Linked DNA regions of Homo sapiens: region 1 is linked to region 2. Evidence: read pairs that join two places in POLR2A ChIA-PET (ENCODE). Cell type or tissue: GM12878. All regions are shown on one strand. Links, peaks and the distances in the headings refer to the core of each region. The heading gives the core; the rest is flanking DNA.

The links. ChIA-PET counts read pairs that join two places held together with the same protein. Peaks named below come from ENCODE experiments on the same cell type or tissue, not always from the same donor. Only the 100,000 strongest peaks of a DNase experiment are listed, where the experiment ranks them.
Region 1: POLR2A ChIA-PET joins it to region 2 with 6 read pairs; 3 of 35 experiments call an interaction of 5 or more read pairs at or near these places.

What each region holds. Positions count from the first base shown.
Region 1 is chr2:230,990,081-231,000,248 of GRCh38, reverse strand. SPATA3-AS1 (SPATA3 antisense RNA 1) reads left to right here and starts at 4,217. Exons shown (of 6, transcript NR_033879.1): 1 at 4,217-4,401; 2 at 4,864-4,972; 3 at 7,847-7,915; 4 at 8,274-8,480. It overlaps SPATA3 (spermatogenesis associated 3), which reads right to left and starts at 4,128. Exons shown (of 5, transcript NM_139073.5): 1 at 3,715-4,128. The coding sequence starts at 4,015. RefSeq lists an enhancer at 4,084-4,617. In GM12878, for the core only: no CTCF peak of the experiment used is centred there; no DNase peak of the experiment used is centred there.
Region 2 is chr2:230,757,557-230,773,980 of GRCh38, reverse strand. CAB39 (calcium binding protein 39) reads right to left here. Exons shown (of 9, transcript NM_016289.4): 2 at 13,866-14,022. The coding sequence starts at 13,979. Among named protein-coding and RNA genes, the nearest start is that of CAB39, 53 kb to the right of the region's middle. RefSeq lists an enhancer at 14,962-15,061. In GM12878, for the core only: no CTCF peak of the experiment used is centred there; no DNase peak of the experiment used is centred there; H3K27ac peaks cover 254 bases.

The sequences.
Region 1 (10,168 bases), core at 5,135-10,134, 230 kb before region 2:
GGGCGAACGCTGGATTTTTTCCAAGGCATCATTGAGGATTTGGGACTGAACTACCTAAGGAAGGCAGTTCTCCCACAAAATGTTCTCTAACCAAACAGAAGAGAAGACTGACCGCATGGGAAAATGGCTGTTTTATACTGGTGCTACCTGGGAGTAGCAACAGCGACGACAACAACGATGATGATGATGGAGGTGGTGCTGATGGTGCCATGGCTTACACCTTCAGGATGCTTTGCACTTAGCATGCTCATCTCATTTAATTTCACAGTAATCCTGTAAAGGGGATACTGCTGGTCTTGTTTTACAAATAAGGAAACTGAGGCTCAGCTAATTTAAGGGATATGCCCTTTTGGGGAGTAGATTACAGAAGTTGGCTTTCTCAACTCAGGCTTTCTCACGTTTAATTCAGTGAAAATGGAATTTCAGGTGACTGCTCACCTCAGGAGAGGCTGCACTGACATTCCTGGAATTGGAGCTGCCACGTTCCATTGATCTAGAGCATTCTGATCCATCCAGAAGACAACCACAGCTCTAGTTTCCAGTCCCGATCCTATTTTCTGTTTCTGTCCTCCTCTGGTATGGATCCCAGCAGAATGTAGATGATGCCCTCTGTGGTTGGGCAAGATAATTTCTGGCTGGATTATTCCCTCCTGTTTCCTATCTGTAGCCCTGCGTCTTCTTGACAGAGCTACAGATTCTTCTGACCCTAAGCTGCATGAAACAGGTGGTCAACCTGGCAGATTCAATACACTTTCTGCTTAGACTTGCCCACGACACGTACTTTCCCGGAATGAGGAGAGGGGATTCTAAAGGCAAGACTTGTCTTTTTTTTTAATTACAAAAAAGTTTTTAAATTGAGATATCATTCCCAGGCAATAAAATTCACCCTTTTAGAGTGCTCAGTGGTTTTTAGTATATTCACAAAGTTTTGTGGCCATCACCACTAATTTCAGAACGTCTTCATTTCCCCAAAAAGAAACCCCATCTCCATGAGCAGTTACTCCCCACTCTCCCATTTCCCCCAGTCCCTGGCAATACATTTGCCTATTCTGAACATTTCATGTAAATAGAATCATTCGATGTGTGGGTTTCTGGGAGACTGGATTCTTTCACTTAGCCAAGTGTCTATAAGGTTCATCCAGGCTGTACCATGTATCAGGACACTATCTCTTTTTATTGCCAAATAGTATTTCACCATACTCATTGTACTGTGGTATTTCATACCACATTTTGTTTATCCATTCATCAGCTGATGGACATTTGGGTTGTTCCCACTTTTTGGCTATTACAAATGCTGCTGCTTTGAGCATTTGTGTACAAGTTTTGGTGTGCTTCTAATATGCTTAATAAGATGCTTCGAATTCTCTTGGATGTATACTGAGAAGTGGAATTGCTGGGTCATAAGGTAACTTCATGTTCCTCTGAGGAACCACCAGACTGTTTCCACAGCAGCTGCACCATTTTACATTCCCGCCTACAGTGTATGAGGATTCCAGCTTCTCTACATCCTCACCAACACTTGTTATTGTCCATCCTTCTGATTATACCCATCCTAGTGGAAGACTGGCATTTTCTTGAGCTACAATATTTCTGCACACAAAAAGGCTTGGATTTTAGAAAATGGCACGCTTTACTTGCAGGCCCTCATCCTTCATCTCCAACATTCCTTTCTACGCAGAGAATTCCTTTGGAAGAAGTATAGGGTGTCTGCTGTAACCACTGGCGAGCCACCACCATTTCTTGCTTTCTTGCTTTGCCTGTTCAATGGGCCAAATTCTTCTCTGAGTATGAGTCACATGTGTTCATTAAAAGACTTGGGAATGGAAAGTCTTGCTTTCTACCAGTACTGAAGATGCCAGTTCTGAAGATCATAACCCAGAAATGTTTCTCTCACTGGCTGATGATCACAATCTTTACAACATATAGTATGGTGCTCAAAATCAATATCATATGTCAAGAAAGGTTTGATTCCTGGCCATGGAAGGATCATTGGCATGGCATGCCTTATATTTAGCACTCTCATCTCCATCACTTATTTATTTTATGCCCACACAATCCCGGGGGGTAAACTGTGGCCCAGGGAGTGTGGCCTGTTCAAGGCTATGGAGTCGTGGGCACTGGCTCATGGCAGATCCAGGAGATGCTCGGACAGAGATGTTCTTCCTCTTGTGGAGACTCCTAGGCCTCTTGGAATGGAAAGGTCAGTGCTGTGGTTTAAAGTGAGGGTTCTGGAGTCAGAATAGAGTGGGTTTCCCTTCTCAGGGCTACCAGCGTCTGCTCAGGAGCAACCTGTTTGACTCCTATGAGCCTCAGTTTCCCCATCTATAAAATGGAGATAATATGGAAGAACTTTTATAGGATTATCACGTGTGAAAATTAAGACACCTGATCTGAATGCTAGGTACACAGTAAATGCTTAGTGATAATGTTAGTTTGCTATCACCATTATTGTTAGTAGTATAAACCAGCCCACCTCCTGAACTCCACTTGAATTCCCTCTACACAATCCAATGCTTATACAGACACTGTTTGGCTCCCAAGAAGACAGGGAACCACTTTTCCTGACAGCCATTCCATTTTCAGACAGAGCTAATTGTTGGGAAGTTTTTTATGTTGAGCCGAAGGCTTTCTGTCACTAATGTCTTCCATGGGTAAGATTGCTAATTTAGCAAATAAAAATATAGGATGCCCATGCAATACTGGGGACACACATACTAAAAATATTATTTGTTGTTTACTAAAATTAAAATTTAACTGAGAGTCTTGTATTTTGTCTGGCTATCCTATCCATGGGCCTGTATTTGTCTGTTTTCACACTGCTGATAAAGACATATCTGAGACTAGGCAATTTACAAAAGAAAGAGGTTTGTGGAACTTACAGTTCCACGTGGCTGGGGAGGCCTCACAATCATGGTGGAAGGTGAAAGGCACATCTCACATGGCGGCAGACAAGAGAAGAGAGTTTGTGCAGGGAAACTCCCTTTTTTAAAACCATTAGATCTCATGAAACTTATTCACTATCACGAGAACACCACGGAAAAGACCCTCCCCCGTGATTCAATCACTTCCCACTGGGTCCTTCCTACAACACCTGGGAATTCAAGAAGAGATTTGGGTGGGGACACAGCCAAACCACATCAGACCCTTAGATCTCTGAGGACAATAAGGAACAAGTCTATTCACATCTTCCACTTGACAGACAGACATCCTCCAATTCCTTCAATTGACTGTCATACACTAAATGGTCTCCCTGATCCTTCTCATCCTCCATCAACCCAGACTATCTTCCTTGGACTAGTTTGTCAGGCATCTTTTACAGCCCAAAAGGATAGCTTGATGAGGACAGAATAAAGCAGTATCATCACCTCCCTTATTCTAAACCATATACTTCTATAAATGCATCCTTGGTTTTTATTTTTTAGCAGTTGCATGGCACTGCTGATTCCTAGTGAGCAAGTATTACTATGGAACCAAGTTAAATGTTTATATGTATGTGTGGCTGTCTTCAGTGAGACTCAGGATGATGAGAAATGACAAAACCCAGGAATCCTGGTCTCTTGGGTAGAAACAAAAACAAAAACCTTCCCACTCTACAGCACAGCTCCAGGATACACGTTAACCATGCATCACTATCCTACAAGAACCAGCCTTTGGGATGACCCAGAACTCCATCAGCAGGAAGGCTGGAACTGCTGAAGCTAGAAGACAGCCCACCTGCTTTCCTGGATTGAGGGGCTGCCTTCACGTTAGCATCTGGAGATAAAAGGCAGCAAGAGGAGCGGCGGATTTCGGGTGCTGGAAGGGCTTGGAATGCTGGCTGCCGGGAGGTGGTTTCAAGGCTGGAATGCTGTGGTGTGGATTCAGGGCTAGGCTGCTGTGGTGTGGATTCAGGACTAGGCTGCTGTGGTGTGGATTCAGGGCTAGGCTGCTGAGAGGTGGAATTGGAGCTAGCATGCTGGGAGGTGGAGTCTCGGTGGCGTCTGGCCTCTGACCTTTTCTTCTTGACCTTCTTCATGGTAGATCCTCCCAACCTAAACGTGGACCTACATGGAGCTGCGTAATCTCCCGGCTCCCTCCTGGAGGGGCCGTTTGCCCTCTGCCCTAGGAGCCTGGCTTGGGCCTCCAGCTGGACCCAGGCCCCACAGAGAACAGTGACCCACACCTCCTGTGAGGTCATAAAAGCCAGGGTGGCTCCTATGGCAGGGCTTCAAGGGACAGTCTTCTCTGCAGACACCAGCCTGGTGTCCTCCTTCATCCCAGGCTGCCAGGCTAGGCAGGGGACAGCGGCTGCCCTGGTCCTCACAGCCCTGGCTACGGGGCTGGTGACAGCCAGATCCTCATGCTTCTGCGACCTGAGCGCTGCCTTCAGACACCTCTCTGCTGGCGTGTTCCTGGGTCCATGTGAGCTACCTGTTTTGCTCTAAGATACCCTGGATGTGACGCTCAGCTCTGTCACTGGCTTCCACATACCCCCTACTCCTACACCTCAAAAATCCATGTTCCCCACGCATTCATCTTCAGGTCAGCTTCCTGAAGATTTGGAGCTTCTTCGAAGGCTTTACCATGGCCCAGAGCCTGCTACCATCTCAGAGTAGCTTACCCCTTCCCCCAAAGCCTGCCCTCCCGCACTGTGGGAGGGGAGTTTGGGGGTTGACTTGACTTTTATAAGAACCTTTGCATTTGGCAGATAATTTTCCCTGAGAACATAACAGCTGTTCAGAAAACTAACATTTGTCTCAAACTCATGGCAATGGCAACCACAGACTATCTCCCAAACCCCAATTGGTTGGGTTAAACAGGTGACTGAATCTTTCTCTAGATTAATTAATTTAATGTGCTCATTAAATGTGATTTTTGTTTTAGGATGGAAGAAGGAAAAGTATTTTTAAAAGACAATCTGAAGCTCATACTGTGACTGCAACATAAAATGTGTTCACCTGAGGAGACTGCTTTCATCGCCAGTGTGTCACAGGTGGGTGAGTGTGGGACTGGCAAGCGCAGGAGCTCCTGCCCCAGCGGAAGGTTTAGAGCAGACCTATGCAGATAAAAAGGGCTTCGGTCACGCCTGTAATCCCAGCACTTTGGGAGGCTGAGGCGGGCAGATCACGAGGTCAGGAGATTGAGACCATCCTGGCTGACATGGTGAAACCCCGTCTCTACTAAAAATACAAAAAATTAGCCGGGCGTGGTGGTGGGTGCCTGTAGTCCCAGCTACTCGGCAGGAGAATGGCGTGAACCTTGGAGGTGGAGCTTTCAGTGAGCCGAGATCGTGCCACTGCACTCCAGCCTGGGCGACAGAGCGAGACTCTGTCTTAAAAAAAAATGGGGGGCTTTGGGCCACACAAAGCCAGACCCAACATGAACTCTGAAATGACAGGACATAGTTTAGGGCTTCTAGAGCCTAAAAATACCTTAATGATGACCTTTCCTCAGAACACTGAGGTTTAGCGAAATTAAGTTACTTTCCCAGGGTCACACAGCTGGCTGGGGGCATCGGAAGGACTAAATTCCAGTTTGGGGCTCATTATTTTCATGATCCCAGAAAACAATAGGGAGTCAGATAATTATACAGGCTTTGAAATAATGAATTAAAAAGTCCCCCAGTGGCCTGGTGCGGTGGCTCACGCCTATAATCCCAGCACTTTGGGAGGCTGAGGCGGGCAGATCATGAGGTCAAGAGATTGAGACCATCCTGGCCAACCAACATGGTGAAAACCTGTCTCTACTAAAAATACAAAAATTAGCTGGGCATGGTGGTGCACGCCTGTAGTCCCAGGTACTCAGGAGGCTGAGGCAGGAGAATCACTTGAACCTGTGAGGCGGAGGTTGTGGTGAGCCGAGATTGTGCCACTGCACTCCAGCCTGACGACAGAGTGAGACTCGTCTCAAAAAAAAAAAAAAGGTCCCTGAGCGAGAAGATTGAAGAAAACAAAGGCAGGAAGGATCAGAAGTGAAGGCAAGCTCAGCTCAAGAGTATTGGGTTGTGTTTGGTTGACCTTGGCCTAAGGAGGCTCTGGGAGCAAGTGAATCTGTATGAAGCTGGTAATTTCCTGAAGCCAAGAGCAATGGAACCCTTGAGGGGACTCCATTTAGAATCAGAGAGACTGGAAACCGAGGCCGGGAACCCTGTTGAGATCTAGCAGACAGCTCAGGAACTCCTAAGGCATTAATCTCTGCAAAGTTGGATTTTCAGGTACCAATGGGCTTCGGCCGAGGGCCTCAACCTGGTTTAAATCAGTGTTTTTCAACCTCAGCCCTGTTGACATTTTTGGGCTGAGTAATTCTTTGTTGTGGCGGGTCATCCTGTGTATTGTAGGAAGTTTACCAGATCCCTGGTCTTTACCCAGTCTTTACTCCCCCCTACCCCAGGACAACCCAAAATGTCTCCAGATATTGCTAAATGTCCCCTAGAGATGGGGTAGGAGTGTGTGTGTCCACATTGCCCCTGATTGTGCCATGTTGGTGTAAATGAATCAGATAGGAGCAGACACATATAGGTAGAACTTCCTGGTAGCAATGAAAGAAATATTCCATTTTACCAGAAGGAGCCAAACAGGGCACAGAGAATGAGTCTCTGTCTTCCTGTAGAAAGATGGAGGAAGCACAGAGGGCAGGCCGAGGGAGGAGTGGGGAATTTCTCTGTGGCAGCAGCAAAAATATGTGTGAATTCTTTAGTAAGAGTGGTCCCAAGAAGCAGAGAGAGGGCACCTGTGGAAAGAGGTTGTCCCAGAAGAATGAGGAAGAATGGTCCCTCAATAGCTCCTTGCTAGAACGTCTTCCCTGCAGCCCCCACCTTCTTCTTCTTCTTCTTTTTGTTTTTGTTTTCAGAGTCTCACTCTGTCTCCAGGAGTGCAGTGGCCCAATTTTGGCTCACTGCAACCTCCACCTCCCGGGTTCAACTGATTCTCCTGCCTCAGCCTCCCGAGTAGCTTACAGGCATGCTCCAGGCTCCTGAGTAGATTACAGACATGCGCCGCCATGCCTGACTAATTTTTATAGTTTTAGTGGAGACAGGGTTTCACTCTGTTGGCCAGGCTGGTCTCGAACTCCTGACCTCAAGTGATCTGCCTGCCTTGGCCTCCGTAAGTGTTGGGATTACAGGCATGAGCCACTGCGCCTGGCCCCACTGCTTTCTGTTTGAGCACCTGTTCCTATACAGGAAGCCTGGCTCTTCCATAATACAGCCACAGCCCACTGCCCAGTGCTTATCAGCCACTACTACTACCTGTGTCCAGCTCTAGCTAACCGTGAACATCAGAGATCTCATGAACAGGCTGAACATTCCTGCATTTTCAGAAGCCCTTCTCCTCTATCATCCCTCTCTGCACCTCTACCAAAGCATTTTCTGGTCAAGCCCTATCTCAAGTGGATAAATCTCTTCATAAAGCCTTTCTAAGCTGGGCACAGTGGCTCATGCCTGTAATCCCAGCACTTTGAGAGGCTGAGGCGGGCGGATCACCTGAGGTCAGGAGTTTGAGACCAGCCTGGCCAACATGGCAAAATCCTGTCTCTACTAAAAATATAAAAAAATCAGCTGGGCATGGTGGCACACGCCTGTGGTCCCAGCTACTCAGGAGGCTAAGGCAGGAGAATTGCTTGAAACCCGGGAAGTGGAGGTTGCAGTGAGCGGAGATCGCGCCACTGCACTCCAAGCCTGGGCCACAGAGCGAGACTCCATCTCAAAAAAAAAAAAAAAAAAAAAAAGCCTTTCTTGAGATCTCCAACTGGAAGCCATCCTTCCCTTGCTGCTGAGCTCCGGGGCACCTCTTTGTATGAGACTGGTCATATTCTGAACGGCATTAGAATTATTTCTGTCTCTGCCTTCCCTCTCATTCCCCAACCCCAGATGGTGGAAACCTCAGAAGGCCACAGTCCAGAGTAGGGGCTTAATGCAAGCTGCTGGAACTGAATAAAGGTAAAGTTAGGACAGAGAAAGCAGGAAGCTGCGACAGCAGGAAGCTGTGATGGGGGCAGGTGGGCATGTGGGATCAGGCACCTCCAAGGCTTCATCACCAAGGGGGTGTTTTCAAAAATGGACTGGGACTTCTCTGGCCTTGGCTGAGGATCACAGCTGGACTAGTCCATGGGCAAGGGAGTTTCCTAACTAGGGATGCCAGTCATGTGAAAATGCAGTAGACTAGGTAGGGGAAGGGAATTGGAAATTAGATAGTCAGAATAAGGTCTTGATGGGGTGAAAATTTCCTCCCAGAAGGTCTCTGATGGTTCTGGTTTCCTGGGCACCTAGAATAAGTGTGTCACCATTTGTCCTGAAGCTGACTTCTCTGAGCTGGATGGCACCCTGGACATCAACCAGCCCTTCACCTTCACGTCACACAGGAGGGACACTGGTCCATAGAGAGGATGCCTGCTCTGGTCACCAGCTGGAGAGTGGCAGACCTTGGGTACCTGACCTTTGGACTCTGCCACACAGAGCACTTCCTCAGTCCCTCCTGCTGCCCCTGGCAGGGTGGAGCTGGCAGGTAGGTTGCGGGACTTGGCGCTCCCTCAAGATCTCACTGCCCAGGGACCTTAGACTGACAAATTAATCCCGTGGGCCACAGGCCTGGTCTCCATAACAGAAAGGGTCTCAAGAGTTGCGAAGGAGAATCCTGAAGTCGGCCAGCTAGTCTAGCGGAGTTCCACCTGAGAGGGTTGCCATGAGGATCCAGGTGAAAAGCCCTTAGAACAGCGCCTGACTCACAAAAGGCGTGCTTTTAGTGTTATTATTCTTCCCTGGAGAAGACTAAAGAAGCAAGCAAGGGAGAGGAGGATGTGGAGAGGAGGGAGTGGGGCCCCGTTTCTACAAAGTCCCAAATCAATACCTTACAAAAGCGTGACCCCAAGTCATGGGAACCGATGCCCCAAGTTGCATGTGGGGCCAGTGAGTGGGGGTCGTAGCCCTCCGAATTAATTCGAACACCTCTGACGCTGAGATTGCCCCAGTGAGCACACCGGGAGGAACTCTAGTTCCTTACCACCCAAAACAGTACCCAAAACTCCTGGAGGCGCCAGGAGAGAGGCCGTGACTCCGGGGCTTTGTCCTCTACCCCGCGGGGCGGCAGGGTCGGGGTCCAGGGCTGCGTGTTTGAGCGTTCTCCGCCCCGGGGCTCCCCCCTCCCCGCGCCGACCCCTCACCATCGGTCTGCGTCTCCCGATCCATCAGGGAGACCCTGTGCACTTGCTGGCGGCGCGCTTGGAAGTCCAGGGTGCCCTCGGGGCGGCCGGGGCAGAACACGGCCGTGTGCACCTCCACGGCTGGGCTGTGCGGCGCGAGGACTCGGCTGAGCAGGGCCTCCATGCGGCGGCGCGCCTCGGCCTCCTCCTCCTGCTGCGGCTGCACCACGATCCCCACGAGCGCGGCGGGCGGACGTCGGTCCCGGGCGTGCTGCTGTTGCAGGAGCAGCTGCAGCCGCAGCAGCTGCGTGAGGAGCGCAGACGCGCGGCACAACACCAGGAGCAGCTGCGCGCCCCGCTCAGGCGGGTGCTGCGGTGCCCCGCGTGCAGACGCTGTGTCCTCTGCCGCGGAGGTGGGGGTCCCAGGAGGAGCCCCTGGCGCCTCGCGCGGGTCCTCGGCCTTGGGCTCCGAGCGCCGCGACTTCTTGGTGAAGCGCTTGGACTTCGTGGCCGGGCAGTCGTCGCAGTTCATGGAGCTGTCGCCCCAGCGCTTGGACCGCCGTGCGGTGCAGTTGCTGGCGCTGGTGTGGCCGCTCATGGCTCGGGCGGACGAGGGCCTGGGGAGCTGATCGGCTGCAGTGTCTCCTGGAAAGCTCTGCAGGCTCAGGCCGTCCTCATCCTGCTTCCAGAGCCCGCTGATCAGCAGCACCTGGCCGTGGCCCTCGACAGACTGGGCCGGGGCCTGTGGCTGCGCCTCCGCCTTCCTCTCCTGGGGTGCCCTGCAGGGCTGGGCCCCAGGCCGCTGCTCCATGTCCGGCCCGACACCCTCGCCCCTCTGGGCTCGGGCTTCCGTTGGGAGGGAAAAGCTGCCCTTCTCCGGAGCATGTCACAATACCCCTGAGCCCTACCTTTTCCTGTCGTGGCCAAGCACCTCCGCCCCGCTATTCCTTGGAAATCTAATATATAGGAAGTTGCTGTTGGACGCTGGTATAACGCCGACTGTGTTCAGTTTCTCCATTTTCTACTTTTGTGGTTTCAAAAGGTGCATCCTTTT
Region 2 (16,424 bases), core at 6,114-11,113:
ATATGTCAACAGTGCAAAGCTTGAATTCCTTCTAGAATACTTAACTAAGTGGTCACCTAGTCCATGTCAATACCTCTTCAGAAACAGAAAACTTGCTGTCTTCTGAAAAAGTCAGCTTCCACTTACTGTTTTTCCTAATATCAAGACAAAATTGGACTTCTTGTTTTATTTCCACTCATGGGTCTGAATTCTACCTCCTGCCACGATCAGTTCGAATCCTTTTGTTACATTATATGGTCTCCCAAATACATTTTACTAAGAGCAAATCCGCCCTACAACATTACTCTGCTCAAATCTTCTCCCTAGGCTGTACCTCACATCTTGAGGTCATTCAACTGTTCCTCACAGTAGAGTTTTGAATTTCTATGTCAGCCTGGTCACTCCTCTCTTGGCACACTGCAGTTTCTCTACATCCTCAAGTGTGGACTTGCCTATACAGAGTAGAAGATAATCGCTGAATTTCAATAGTGTATTTCAAGTATTGCAATCTAGCCTTCCAATGGCCTTTCTGGGTGCTTTATGGTTTCTAAGCCACATCTGCCCCAGTTGGTACATAAACAGTCTTTTTTTATTCACTACTGAGTTATAAATGACATACAATGAACTCCACATATTTAAAGTACCTAATGTAACACACACACACACACACACACACACACACACACATATATATATATATATACACATACACCCATGAAACCATCAAGATAGTGAACACCTCTGTAACCACCAAAACCGTAACCACCAAAAGCTTTATGCTCCTTTGTGGTTCCCTCCCTCTACCATGCAACCCTTCCCCTAAACATCTTTATCAAAGCTAAAGCAACCACTGATCTGCTTTCTGTAATTATGGATTAGCTTTGTTTTCTAGAGTTTTGTGCAAATAGAATCATATACTATGTGCTCTTTATAGTCTGGCTTCTTTTGTTCAACATAATCACTTTGAGATTCATCCATGCTGTTGTATACAGCAATAGTTTTTTTTTTTTTTTTTTTTTATTGCTGAGTAGTACTCTGTTACATGGATGTACTACAGTTGGTTTATCCACACGTCTGGGCCATTTACAAATAAGGCCGCTATGAACATTTAAGCAAAAGTCTTTTCATGAACATATATTTCTTGTTCTCTTGGGTAAATACTTAAATGGCTAGATCATATGGTTGGTTCGAGTTTGGTTTAAAAAGCTGCCAAACTAGGCCAGGCGTGGTGTCTCACGCCTGTAATCCCAGCACTTTGGGAGGCCGAAGCAGGCAGATCACGAGGTCAGGAGATCGACACCATCCTGGCTAACACGGTGAAACCCCGTCTCTACTAAAAAATACAAAAAATTAGCCAGGCGTCTTGGTGGGCACCTGTAGTCCCAGCTACTTGGGAGGCTGAGGCAGGAGAATGGTGTGAACCAGGGAGGTGGAGCTTGCAGTGAGCCGAGACTGTGCCACTGCACTCCAGCCTGGGCAACAGAGTGAGACTTCGTCTCAAAAAAAAAAAAAAACCTGCCAAACTATTTTCCAAAGTAGTCATACCATCTTATATTCCCACAAGCAGTTCCAGCTGCTCTGTATCCTTGCCAACATTTGGTATAGTCAATATTTTCCATTTTAGCCACTCTAATAGCTGTGTAGTGGAATCTCCTTATGGTTTTACTACACAATTTCCTAATGATTAACATCTTTTCAAGGGCTTATTTGACATCTGCCTATCTCCTTTGGTGAAATGCATATATGAGTATCTTGCCCACTCTTAACTGGATTGTTTCTAACTGTTAAATTCTGAGAATTCTTTATATATTCTAGATGCAGTCTTTTATCAGATATATGCTTTGCAGACTTTCTTCCAGTTTGTGGTTTGTCTTTTTCATTCTTCTAACAGTGTCTTCTGAAGAGCAGGTTTTAATTTTTATGAATTCCATTTATCATTTTTTTTAAAATGAATTGTGCTTTTTGCATAACATCCAAAAATTATTTGCCTAACCCAAGGTCACAAAGATTTTCTTCTGGCAACTTTATAATTTTAGGTCTTACATTTGGCTATGTGATCCATTTTGAGTTAATTTTTAAATATGGTATGAGGTCTGAGTCCTATCTTTCTGCCTACTAAATAGTTTCAGCACCAATTGTTGAAACAACTACCTTCTTTCTGCACAACTGCATTTATGCCTTTGTCAAAAATCAATGTTCCATACATGTGTAGGTCTATTTCTGCACCCCAATCTGTTCCATTAATATATCTATCTTTGCACTGACACCACACTGTTTTAACAACCGTAGCTTTTTAAGTCTAGAAATCAGACAGTGTGAGCCCTCCAACTTTGTTTTAATTAGTTATTTTGATTACTCCAGGTCTTTTGCACTTCCATTCAAATTTTAGAACAAACTCTTTGATTTAAAAATCCTGCTGGAATTGCACAGAATCTCTAGATACATCTGGAGAGAAGTGACATTTTAACAATATTGAGTTTCCCAACCCATGAACAACATGTATCTCCTGCTTATTTGGGCTAATTTCTCTTAGCAGTATCTTGCAGGTTTCAGTGTACAACTCTTTCACTTCCTTTGTCAGATTTATCCCTATTTCATGTTTTTATGCTATTCTAAATGGTATTTTTAGCATTTCATATTTTTTGATGCTATTCTAAATGCTAGTTTTTTTCTTTTTCTTTTTTTCCATTCTTTTTTCCCAATTACACCTAACACTCTTGAATACAAGGTATTTTTAAATTTCAATTTTGGACTGTTCATTGCTACTATACAGAAATACAACTGATTTCTGTATATTGACCTTATAACCTGTGACTCGCTAAACTTATTTACTAGTCTACTAGTTGTGTAGATTCCTTCAGTTTTTCTATGTAGATGATCATGTCATTTACAAATCAAAAGTTTTACTGCTTTCTTTTCAATCTGAATGCCTTTAATTTATTTTTATTGCCTGACTGCATAGGCTAGAACCTCCAAGTACGAAGTTGAATAGTTGTGGTGAAAGTAGATATCCCTGTCGTCTTCTTGATCTCAGAGATAACATGACTTAGCCTTTCACCATATGTATAATGCTAGCTGTAGGATTTTTGCAGATGCCCTTTATCAGCTTGAGAAAATTCCCTTCCTCTATTTCTAGTTTGCTGAGATTATTTTTTTTATCAGGAATAGATGCTGGTTTTTTTCCCCTTTTCATCAATTGACATGTACTTTTTCAATATAGTGAATTATACTGATTAACTTTGTAATGTTATACTAGCTCTGCATTCTAGGAATAAATCCCACTTGGTCTACTATTCAATTTGCTAAAATAGAGAAATTCTGCATCTATGTTCGTGAGACATATTAGTCTGTAGGTTTTATTTTATTGTAATACCTTTGTCTGATTTGGCGATGATTATAATTCTGACCTCACAGAATGAGTTAAGAATGATTTCTCTTAAATTTTCTGGAAAGGTTTACATAGAAATTGTATTATTTCTTCCTTAAACATTTGGTAGAAATCTCTAACAACGCCATCTGGGCCTAGAGTCTTCACTGTGATAAGGAAGGGTATTAACTACATAGGGCTATCAGGTTATCTATTTTTTCTTGAGTTAGCTTTGGCAATTTGTGTCTTTGGAGTTTGTCCATTTCATCTAAGCTGTTGAGTTTAATGGCATGCAGTTGTTCATATATTCCCTATTAACTTGTACAATCTGTGGTAATGTCACTACAGGAATCTCTCACTCCAGATAATGGGAATTTGTGTTTTCTTCCTCCTGGTCAGTCTTAGCTAGAGTTTATCAATTTTCTTGATCTTTTAATTTTTTTTTTCTATTTAACTGATTTGTTTTGATAGCTATTTCCTTTCTCCTGCTTACTTTGTATTTAATTTGCTCTTGTTTTTCTAGTTTTTAAGGTAGAAACTCAGACCTTTCTTCTTTTTAAATATATTTTAACATAGATATTTAGTGCTAGAAATTTCCCTGAGTAAAGCTTAGCAGCATCCCACTAATTCTGAGATGTATTTTTGCTTTTATTCCACTCAAACTACTTTCTTTTTTTTGAGACAGGGTCTCACTCTGTCAGCCAGGCTGGAGTCAAGTGGTGTGATCTCAGCTCACTGCAGCCTCCACCCCTGGGCTCAAGCGATCCTCCCACCTCAGCCTCCCGAGTCCCGGCCCTTTTTTTTTTTTTTGTATTTTTAGTAGAGACAGGGTTTTGCCACATTGGCCAGGCTGGTCTCCAACTCCTGAGCTCAAGTGATTTGCCTGCCTCAGTCTCCCAAAGTGCTAAGATGACAGGCATGAGCCACTATGTCCAGCCTCAAACTACTTTCTAATATCTTCTTTGATCCATGAGTTATCTAGAAGTACGATATTTAGTTCCTAAATATTTTGGGATTTTCTAAGGATTTTTCTGTTATTCATTTCTAATTTAATTCTATTGCAGTCTTGGAACATCCATTGTATAACTTTATCCTTTAAAATGTACTGAGACCTTTTTCTTTGACCCAAAATATGGTCTACCTTGGTAGATCTTCCATGTGAACTTCAAAAGAATGTGTAGGTGTGTTCCACAGTTGTTGAGTGTTCTATAAATGTCAATCAGGTCAAGTTGGTTGACAGTACCATTCTGGTCTACCTAGAAAATCCTTGCTGATTTTCTGCTTGCTTGTTCTATCAATTATTGATAGTGGGGTACTGAAATCTCCAACTATTAATTGTGTATTTGACTACTTCTTGCAGTTCTATCAGGTTTTATTTTGCTTTAATTTGAAACTCTGTTACTAAGTGCATAAATGTTTAGAATTATTATATCTGTTGGAACATTTCACCCCTACTTTATCATAAAATGACTTTCTTTACCCTTGGTAATATTCTTTGCTCTGAAGTCTATTTTGTCTGCTATTAGTACAGCCCCTCCAGCTTTCTTTTTATGAGTGTTAACAAAGTTTATCTTTTTCCATTCTTCTTACTTTTAACCTATTTTAAGTTGCTAACTGTAAAGTACATTTTTTAATAGGCACCATATAGTAGGGATTCTTTCATCCAATCTGACAATCTCTGTTTTTTAAATGGTTATTCAGACCATTTATATTCAATGTGATTACTGATACAGTACATCTGAGTCTATCATCTTACTATTTGTTTTCTATACCACATCTGTTATTTAATTCCCTTCATCCCTTTTCTGCCTTTTTAAATTAATCAAGTGTTTTTAATGATTCTGGTTTCTTTTTGACACATGGTCTGTTTTTTTACATACAGAGTCATACTTTTATTTGTACTGTGTTTTGTCAATTAATATTAACCATTCCCTCTAACCACTGACCCACCACCTCCACCTAATTGACCCGTTTTTGGTGCCTAATTTAGTCACCCATAGAATGTGCTATTCTCCTCCAATTTTTGTCTTTCACAAACTTGGCTAATTAAACCCTTTAATTCTCTTCATATAACTTAATCACAATGAATGTCAGCTTAGACTTGAGAACTGTCCTAGATCACCAAAACCCTGCCAACAAGCTCACAGTGACTCAATCATCACATCCATCAGTTATGATTATTTATCTAATAGGGAAAAATGTCCCCTGATCACCCTTAACTACAGGGAAGATGATGAACATAAACCTGTATGGACAATACCAGGACCACCAGTAAATATCTCTTGAGAAAGGACATTTATCTTACTACTACTGTGGGCAGTAGCACTGAAAAGAAATATAATACAGTAGTTGGCCACCATCACAGAATCCAGAGAACATACCTAGCTATGGTACTCTCTCCTCAGTCACAAATTCAATATATAAACTCTTATAAGTCTTAGCAATATCTGTTTTAACTAATTCAGATAAGATTAAGAATTCAGAAGAGAACAAGATGACTGTGTTTCATGTTATTAGTAACTCTGTTTTTGATTCCATTTTCAATAAATACAACTATTTGTTGAGCTCTATCTTTGAAAGGCTGATGGTCTAACAAGGGGAAAATAGCAAGCATATATCATTACGTATAGTGCACAGGAAACTAGAGCAAGATAAGGGGGAAGAGGAATGCCACACGGTAGGGTTGCATTTTAAATAGAGGATTGGGTGAAAAATGGCACTTGAGCAAAGACTTGAAAAATATAGGAGGTAAGCCAAATAGAGCACTAGGGAAAGAACCTTCCAGGCAAAGGAAAAAGCCAAATGCAAAGGTCTCCAACAGGCAGGAGTATGACTGGAGTGCATGAGGAAAGGAGACCAATGTGGTGAAGAGTATTAGGAGACAAGATCATAAAGTCATGGGCCTCATTGCTCAGGGCAGGAGTTGGCATTTATTCTTCTGTAAAGGAATAGACAGTAAATATTTTAGACTTTGCAGGCCATATAAGGTCTCTGCCTCATATACTTTGCTTTTTTAACCAACTCTGTAAATGTAAAAACCATTCTTAGCTCACGAGATTGATAAAAATAGGCCTTACAGGATTTGCCTGCAGAAATTACTTTAGGCCCCTGTTAGGACTTTGACTTTTACTCTAAGGAATATATTATTTGACTCATGTTTTGAAAGAATCACTATGGTTGTAGGGAAACCAAGGGAGACCAGTGAAGCAGTGAGCAGGACACTACAGTAATCCAGGGCAGAGAAAAGGACAGCTCAGTGGGAACAAGGAAAATGGGGAGAAGGGATTAGATTCTGGACTTTTTTTTTCTCCAGATAAAGTGGATAGATTTGGGGAGTGAGAAAATAGTCATGGGTGACCCTTAAGACTTTTGGCCTGAAAAACGGAAAGGATAGAGTTATGCTAATGATGAGCATGAAGAATGTGAGTGGAACAGGTTTTGAAGTATGCATTTTGCTTCAAAACAGAGTAGAACTTCTATCTGTAAAGCTTCAAAATTATCCTGCTGTGATCTGAATAGAATTGCTTTAAGCATGATTTGGGAAGAAATGGCATTTTAACTATATTCCATATTTACTTCTAATAACATAGGCCAGGTAATTCTTGTACCTCTGAACAACATCCTTGAGCTTTCTTCATATGGGTTCAGCGTACTTCCTGATGAAAATGTTCCTGGACATCTTATACTTATTTTTTTGCTGCTATAGTGAATGAGCTACTTTCTTGTAAAATTACATTTTCTAGATATGGTTGGTGATATGATTGGGATATCTGTTCCCTCCAAATCTCATGCTGAAATGTAACCCCCAGGCCAGGCATGGCAGCTCATACCTGCAATCCCAGCAATTTGGGAGGCCAACTGGGCTGAAGCTTAAGCCCGGGAGTTCAAGGCCAGCCTGGGCAACATTGTGAGACTCGGTCTCTACAAAAAATAGAAAAATTTGCCAAACATGGTGGCACATGCTTGTAGTCCCAGCTACTTGGCAGGCTGAGGACTGATTGAGCCCGGGAGGTGGAAGCTGCAGCAAGCGATGATCGTGCCACTGCACTCCAGCCTAAGTGATAGAGTGAGACCCTGTCCCAAGAAAACACATAACCCTAGTGCTGGAGGTAGGGCCTGGTGGGAGGTGTTTGGATCATGGAGGTGGATCCCTCATGAATGGCTTGGTGCTCTCCCCATGGTAATGACAGAGTTCTCACTGTGAGTTCATGCGAGATCTGGTTGTTTTAAAGACTGTAGTACTTCCTAGTCTCTCTCTCTCCTAATAAACTCTCATTTTTCCCATTAATTATCTTGTATTTTGTAAATGTTTATAAATACCTCTACAATAATTTCCCCTCTTTACTTGCAATAGGTATATTCTTTATTTCTAAACCACTTCTTTATGCATTGATTAGAATTTCCAGAACAATGCTCAACAGGTCGCAAGCACCTGGGTTTATAGTCATCAGATTTTCAGTATGACATCAGTTGTTTTTCACTGTTTTCAATTAGTAATGGATTTTCATCTTTCCATTGTTTTCAGGTCTCAGTACTCTCTTCGTTATTTGCATTAGTTGCTACTTCCTTTCGAATCCTGATAAGAAAGTGAACTGGAAATTCCAGGGTTTTTCCCTCCTAGTCTTAAACTATTTCAGCATAAGTAATTTGCATGGGCTGCTCTTCAGAAATGCCTTGCTTTGAACTAAAATTTATTTTTAATAAATTCAAATGTTTTTCTTTGTTTTGTTTATCCTAATAGCGAAATGTCTATTCTTGTTCAATGCTGGTTTAGGGCAGGAGTTCTCAATCTCAGCATTGTTAACATTTTTTTGGCTAGATAACCCTTTGTTGTGGGGAGCTATTCATTCCCTGTTTAACAGCATCTCTAGCCTGTACTAACTAGATGCCAGTAGTAGTATTCCCCTAGTGTTACAACCTGTAATGTCTCCTGACATTACAAGTGTCCCCTTCAGGGCAAAATTGCCCCTGGTTGAAAATCACTCATTTAGTCAAGCAGATGATATGGATTGCATCAGAGACTAAACTTGCCTTCTATCATTCAAGACTCATTTTCAATGTCACCTTCTCAACAAGACTTTCCCTACATAACCTACCTAAATTAGGACATTCTCCCTACCTGCAGCCACTCTCATACACAGCCTTTTAACTATCATAGTACCTTTCAAAGTGCGGACCCTTGAGGTCCTCAAGACCCTTTCAAAGCGTCTGTAAGGTCAAGGCTGTTTTCATAAGACATGTGCTTCCTCCCTCTGTATTGCTATTTATACTGATGGTGCTGACACCATCATGAACCAAGCATGAACAAAGGCAGTGACGCCAAACTTTAATAGCAGTTATTGCAGTCTTCATCACCGTGCACTCAGTTAAAAAAAGTCAGTCCATTGGGAGGCCAAGGCGGGTGGATCACGAGGTCAGGAGATCGAGACCATCCTGGCCAACATGGTGAAACCCTGTTCTCTACTAAAAATACAAAAAAAATTAGCTGAGTATGGTGGTGCACGCCTGTAGTCCCAGCTACTTGGGAGGCTGAGGCAGGACAATCTCTTGAACCCAGGAGGCAGAGGCTGCAGTGAGCCAAGACTGCGCCACTGCACTCCAGCCTGGCGACAGAGCGAGACTCCGTCTCAAAAAAGGAAAAAAAAAGGTCCAACTTAGGAATGTTCCTGAAGCAGTAAAAATTTAATTTTATTAAATCTTGACCTTTGAATATACATACAATATTTTTAACACTTGGAGTTAACAAATGGCATGTACATATAAAGTACCTTTGGCTCCTTATAGAATGGTTATCTTAAAGAAAAGCCCTTGTGTGATTATTTCAGCTATAAGTTCAACTAACTGCTTTTGTTATTGGAAGACAGACAGACACACTATTCAGACTTGAATTATCTGGCAGTTATTTTCTCTAAAATGAATAAAATGAACCTGTCACTTCAAGGAAAACGACCAACTATATTTGTTGCCAAATCTGAATTCTGAAATTTGACTAGATCATGAATAAGCTTGACCACATCCCAATACTTAAGACTCTTCTAATGAGATCAGTGGTGTTATTTAAAAATGTTAATTTTTATAATCTGTATAATGTGTCAACATCTGGGAGATCTGTATATGTCAGTGATCCAACACAGATGCTCCTCATAAACTGATGATGGAGCTACATGCAGATATACCCATCAAAAGTTGAAAATATTGTTAAGTCAAAAGTGCATGTACTACACACCCAACTCACAGAACATCACAGCTTAGCATGGCTTACCTAAAATGAGCTTGGAACACAATAGCCTATCATGGGCAAAATCCTCTTACCCAAAGCCTATTTTATAATAAAGTGTGGAATATCTCATGTAATTTATTGAATATTGTTACAAAAGTGAAAAACAGAATGGTTGTATGGGTACTCAAAGTATGGTTTCTACTGAATGTATACCTATTTTGCAACATTGCAAAGTTGAAAAATCTTAAGTCAGGGACCATTTGTACTTTCTTTGTTTTGTTTTTTTTTTGTTTTTGAGACAGTCTTACTCTGTCACCCACGCTGGAGTACAGAGGCACGATCTTGGCTCCCTGCAACCTCTGCCTCCTCCGTTCAAGCAATTCTCCTGCCTCAGCCTCCTGAGTAGCTGGGACTATAGGTGCGTGCCACCACACCCGGCTAATTTTTGTATTTTTAGTAGAGACAAGGTTTCACTATGTTGGTCATGCTAGTCTCGAACTCCTGAACTCAAGTGATCCGCTCGACTAGGCCTCCCAAAGTGCTGGGATTACAGGTGTGAGCCACCATGCCCAGCCACCATTTGTACTTTCTGAACAACCAAAACATGTTATAAAATCATGTACTGGTAAAAGTTTCGTTCAAAGTACAGAGTATAAAAAGTTCATTCATGTAGTTTAATGTTCTGTAATGCAATCAAGAAACCACCAATTGCATGGTATTAAATATTTTACATTATCTGAAAGGCTATTAAAATACTGCTCTTTTTTCTAATTACACAGCTGTGAGACCAGGTTTTCTTTTTCTCGTCTTTGTTTTTTTTTTTGAGACAGAATCTCGCTTGTCACCCAGGCTGGAGTGCAGTGGCACCATCTCGGCTCACTGCAACCTCTGCCTCCCAGGTTTAAGCAGTTCTTGTGCCTCAGTCTCTTTGAGTAGCTGGGATTACAGGCGTGTGCCACCGTGCCTGGCTAATTTTTGTATTTCTAGTAGAGAAAGGGTTTTGCCATGTTGGCCAGGCTGGTCTCGAACTCCTGGCCTCAAGTGATCCACCCACCTCGGCCTCCCAGGGTGTCAGAATTACAGGCATGAGCCACCACTCCCAACTTTAAGTATACATTTTCTTTATATACTTAAAGCAAAATAATGTTTGAGCAGTTTGATTACAAACATAGCTAAGATAAGCCAGCTGTTTTCTATTAAGCCAGACACGGAGATTTTCAAAACTTAAAACAATGCTACACTTCTCACTAAATTTTTTGTTTTGGACAATATGGTTATTTTTCATTAAAACACATTATTTATAACTTGTAATGAGTTTATTACTTTTAAATGTATTAATAAATATTGTTAAATTTTTCAGTTTTAATTTGTAATAGGGTAGCATCAATAGATAACACACCTATACTTACACGAATCTCTTTTGGGTCCTCAATAATTTAAGAGTATAAAAGGGGTCTTGAGACCCAAAAGTTTAAGAAATGTGCTCTATCATCACATCAGTACATTCTATTGCTTTTGTGGCACTTGCTGCCAACTGAAATTCTTTTTCAGCTATGTTTACTTATTTACTGTCCAGCTTTCTTAATTAGAACGGAAGCTACGAAAGAGCAGAGACCTTGTTCATCTTATTGAGTATTATATCCCCAGTGCCTAAAATCTGACCCAGCATTTAGGTGTTCAGTACGATTCTGATGAATAGAATGAATGTAATGAGTAGACAACATATTTAGCCACAGACAAAAGATGAACCATTTTTAATTTATGGGACATACACATTATCCTTTCATCAATTTGCAGTTTTAAGATAAGGATTAAGGAATAGCCACTGAGGGCAGTTCCAGCAGACATGTATCATGTCTACTCTGTGGGGTCTGCTCTCTCCCGACTGCCTCTAGAGGCCAGTCTTGGGTACCTCTGCTCTTTGCTGGCTGTTAGCTGCCTCCACCTGGTGCAAAGCCTGTAGGGCTATCAGGACTGCTGAGTGCTTCCTAAAGTTGAAGATGTCCAACTGTGAGAGGGAGGTCAAGTTATGTGCTATTACCCTCTGAGTTAGTAGATGTTAATGTGGTTCAGTCAAAAGTCCCCTCTAACTTCTTGAGGTCACTTTGTTTCTAGTTTCTGGAGCTAAACTTTTCATATTTTTATATCCCCATTGACCAATAAAATGAGAAATGTACTTGAATCCTGCGTTTACAATACCACTTACCAGCTGGGCACGGTGGTTCACACCTGTAATCCCAGCACTTTGGGAGGCTGAGGCTGGTGGATCACCTGAGGTGCGGAGTTCGAGACCAGCCTGACCAATATAGTGAAACCCCGTCTCTACTAAAACTACAAAAATTAGCCGGACATGGTGGTACGCACCTGTAGTCCCAGCTACTCTGGAGTCTGGGACAGGAGAACTGCTCGAACATGGAACGTAGAGGTTACAGTGAGCTGAGATCGTGCCACTACACTCCAGCCTGGCTAACCGAGCGAGACTCCATCTCAAAACAACAACAACAACAACAACAACAACAACAACAAATAAAAAACAAACAAAAAACAGTACCACTTACCTTACCCAAGGAAGTTCTCTTAGAATCTATATTGTCTTATTATAAATTGTTTCAATTAATCTAGTTTCCCAGTCCAAAGGGCATTAGAAACATTGAACAGAATGAGAAAATGCAAGGAAGCTGGGTAAGCTTAAGATCAGCCAGCAGCACATACCAAAAGATAATAAGCAATAAAGGAAAATACAGACAGAACAGAAATGATAACTCATAGGTACCGAAGCCAGGACCATTTAGAGTAGGAATAATTAGTTGTATACTCCTCAAACTCACCTGAAAGCATCCGTACTACACTGAAGTATAATCCTTATGACAGAAATCCCAAATCAAATAATGATTATGACATTCTAAGAGGTTACAACAGATACAAGTGATACAACAACTATGCTGCTTAGTTACCCTGAACTAAGGTACCACCTTAGTTCCAGTACCATCACACTCCAGCCTGGTATTATTAATGGTATGTCATATTTTTTACAGTTAAGTACTTACATGTGAATAAGTGTAAGAAAATGACTGCTTATCGGTAGCATATAAATTCAGAGTCAGGAATGATGATGATGCCACAGAACCAGAGACTATGACATTGGTGGCTGAGATAGCAACATCTTTGCCTTTTGATACTTCAATGTACACAAACTTCATTTAATGCAAATTTAAAATATTGTATAAAATTACCTTCAGTCTATGTATACAAGGTCTATATAAAACATAAATGAATTTCATATTTAGACATGGGTCCCATCCCCAAGATCTCATTATGTACATGCAAATATTCCAAAGTAAAAAAAAAAAAAAATCCAAACTCTGAAACACTTCTGATCCCAAGCATTTTGGATAAGTGACACTAAACCTCTACAATTTACTTAGAGAAATAAAGATCAGATCACGAAGATCCTGTGTGTTACAAGAAGAATCTACACTGAAAATGTAAAGCAGAGATTTTTAGAAAGTGCAGTAAGAAGGCTACTGCTAAAATCACAAAGAGTATGAACAACTTCTTCAAGAAGGAATGGAAGTCAGAACTGAATCATAAACAATTTAGGGAGTTGAACAAGATTTAGTGAAAAATTATATTTTAGGGAAGAGAGGGCAAGTCACAAGTGGGATGAAAGTTGGGTTTTGGACTGTGGTGACTGGGTAGATGGAGGCATTTGGCACGGATACACTGAATACAGGAAGAAAACCAGGAGGGGTGTCCTCCCAGGAAGATTGTGGGGGAAGAACCGATTTCAAGAATCAGGTAACTGTGGCACTTATAGCTCTCAAGTTGCCTGCTTGGCCTTCTTTCAAGTATACTTTACTTCCTTTTGTTCTTGCTCTAAAACTTTTACAAACAAACCAACCAAGCAGATAACTGATAACTGTAATCCTAGCACTTTGGGAGGCAGAGGCGGAAAGATCGCTTGAGGCTTGGCGTTTGAGACTAGCCTGGGCAACATAGCACAACCCTGTCTCTACAAAAATAATTAGTAATAATAAATAAATAAATTAGAATCAAACACTTCAAGATGAAATAAACACAATTTAAATAAACTCGAAAACCTGACAGAACAGTTAGAAATCTATTTGTTAGACGAAAATACAGAAGAAAAAGTATGTTGCAACAGCAGCATATGTTGCTTTTGGATGTTATTTTTAAAATCCAAAATAAACCCAAATTGGGACTTACTGATTCCTCATATAAGGTGTCTTGCATTTGCTAATTAAGATATTTCAAATATAAATAAAGCCAAATCCATACCTTTTCTGCTTTTTTATCAGAAATGTCTTGCTTTTCCAGAACAGCCATGCTCTCCTTCAGATTCTTCACAATGTCTGCTGGAGATTTGTGAGACTTCCCAAACGGGAACGGCATGACGGCAGCGGCAGGGGCCTCCGCTGCACTCCGCCTGTGCTACCTAGAACACAGCACAAGGTTCATGTGAGCAAACACTGGGATCAACGGAAGACAGACTTTCTAAATCCTAATCTGGGAAGAAAACCCGTGTTTAGGCAAGTCATTTTACATAACTTTCAAAATCAGTAGGAACAGGGAAATCCACAAATATATGCAAGAAATGATAATACACAGATGTCTTAGAATTACAGAACACTGTATTTTTCAAAACACTTTGTTTTTCTTTCCTTCAAATCAATTGCTCTCCTAACCACGCAAATGGGGACGAACATGCTGACTGATGCTGCTGAGGTAGAGAGCAGCAGCTCCCACTCACAGGGCAACTGCTACTGCCAGGCCTGATGCTGAGCACTAGAACTCATCATTTCATGAAACCCTTTCTAACAATCTCCTGCTCCTATTTACTGGTGAAGTTTAGCAAGGTTGAGCGTGAGGCTCAAGGTACTAAGTGGTCAAACAAGCTCAGATCTGTCTTGATCCAAAGCGTCCTTAATCACCACACTGTACATCAAATTGATAGTATCTATTTTACAGCTGAGGCAACTGAGGCAAAAAGTTAGGTAGGGTGTTTAGCCAAACAGCACTAGCAACAGCCTACTATCTAGGTCTCTCCAGATGCTCTTTTCCCGGTGTTCACGCTGCTCCTCCTAAGCACCCCAGTGGGCTGCCCTGAATATGGCACACACTTCCTCGGCACACCCATCTTATTCAGGCAGTCACAGGGTCTCAGAGCTAGAGAGAAGCCTGGACAGGGGAATAAAATCTCCCATTAGATCCTGTAATCCCCTATGTGACAGTTGTCAAGATGTACTCTTTTTGCCTGGATTTGACCATCTCCTATGAAAGAACTCGCTGGATAAAACCCTGAGGATGATGAACTTCTAGAAGTTCTTAATTTTTTGTGGGTAGTAGAAAACAACATTTCAACCACATAAACCACAGTATTACATCATCCAAAAGGAGAACATGCAACTATTCCAAGAAGGCACTATGAAGAAACAAAGTTAACAAGACAAACAATGGAAGTGACTTGGGAACATGTTGGAAGTTACCATTTTTCAGTAAAAAAACTAGAAGTAGTTAAATTCACAGGCACTAAACAGTCTCCTATCAGACACCGAAAGATGACACTTTTTAGAAAAACCTTATGGATCACTTAGATCAGTGGTTTTCTGACTGTAAGTTTCAACATCCTATATTTAACTGCCCAAGGTGCTCCCCACACACACCCAAGAAAAGGTGGCTCTCAGACACCCCAACCCCACTTTGTTTTCCCCTTCTATATAAACACAAAAATACATCCATTGCATAGTATCATAACACTTCTTTTGAGCTTTACCTAAGATTTGATGAACAAACTTGAGTGTTTTTCCCTTAAGTTTGAAATAGAGTGACTTACATATTTGTTTATAAAGAATGTTTAAAACATGCAAATGAATGCTAATGTCAAGCCTACAACTAAATCATAAACAAGTATGTTATTTCTCAACATGTTCTGATGTGAACTGTTCCAACCAATCTCTAACCCCAAATATTGCCTATCTTACCTTCTGTCACCTTGTAAATCCTTTTTTGACAAAATTAACCAAAGAGAAATAGTTTAATGCATATCCTTTGTCATAGGTTCTTAAATATCCAAGGATTTTTTTTTTTTTTTTTTTTGGAGTCTCGCTGTGTCACCCAGGTTGGAGTGCAGCAGCGCAATCTTGGCTCACTGTAATCTCCACCTCCCAGGTTCAAGTGATTCTTGTGCCTCAGCGTTAGCCTCCCAAGTAGCTGGGACTATAGGTGTGCACCACCAACCCAGCTAATTTTTGTATTTTTAGTAGAGATGGGTTTTCACCATGTTGGCTAGGCTGGTCTCAACTCCTGGCCTCAAGGGAGCCACCCACCTCGGCCTCCCAAAGTGCTGGGATTACAGGTGTGAGCCATCATGCCCAGCCATAAAATCCAAGGATCTTTAAGTCCACTTCTAAATAACTTTTCTATGCCTAAAAGTTTGAACTGACGTTAGGGGAGTCACTCTTAACTAGCTGTCATATGATCGCTCTACAAGCCAGATGGGACACAAAGCCTGGATCATTCTTTTCCTTTTCCTGGATCATTACTTTTTCCTTTGGGCAGGGGAGTGGGCGGCAGGGGGTGGGGGGGAAGCATGCAAGTTGCTTCTCCATAAACAGTGTATCACACTCACAATATGTCCTCTGAAAATATTATCTTTCCTATCTGTAACTCTGCAAATAATAGCAGTGATGTGGAGGGTGGGAATGTTTAATGGTATTTTGCAGGAAGTGTTACGGTGCTATGCAACAGAGATATTTTCAGCTCTGGCTCAATGGTGAAAGATGTGACTTTCCAGGGTAACAGAGGTTTACAAGTCCTACCACATACCAAAAGTTGGTT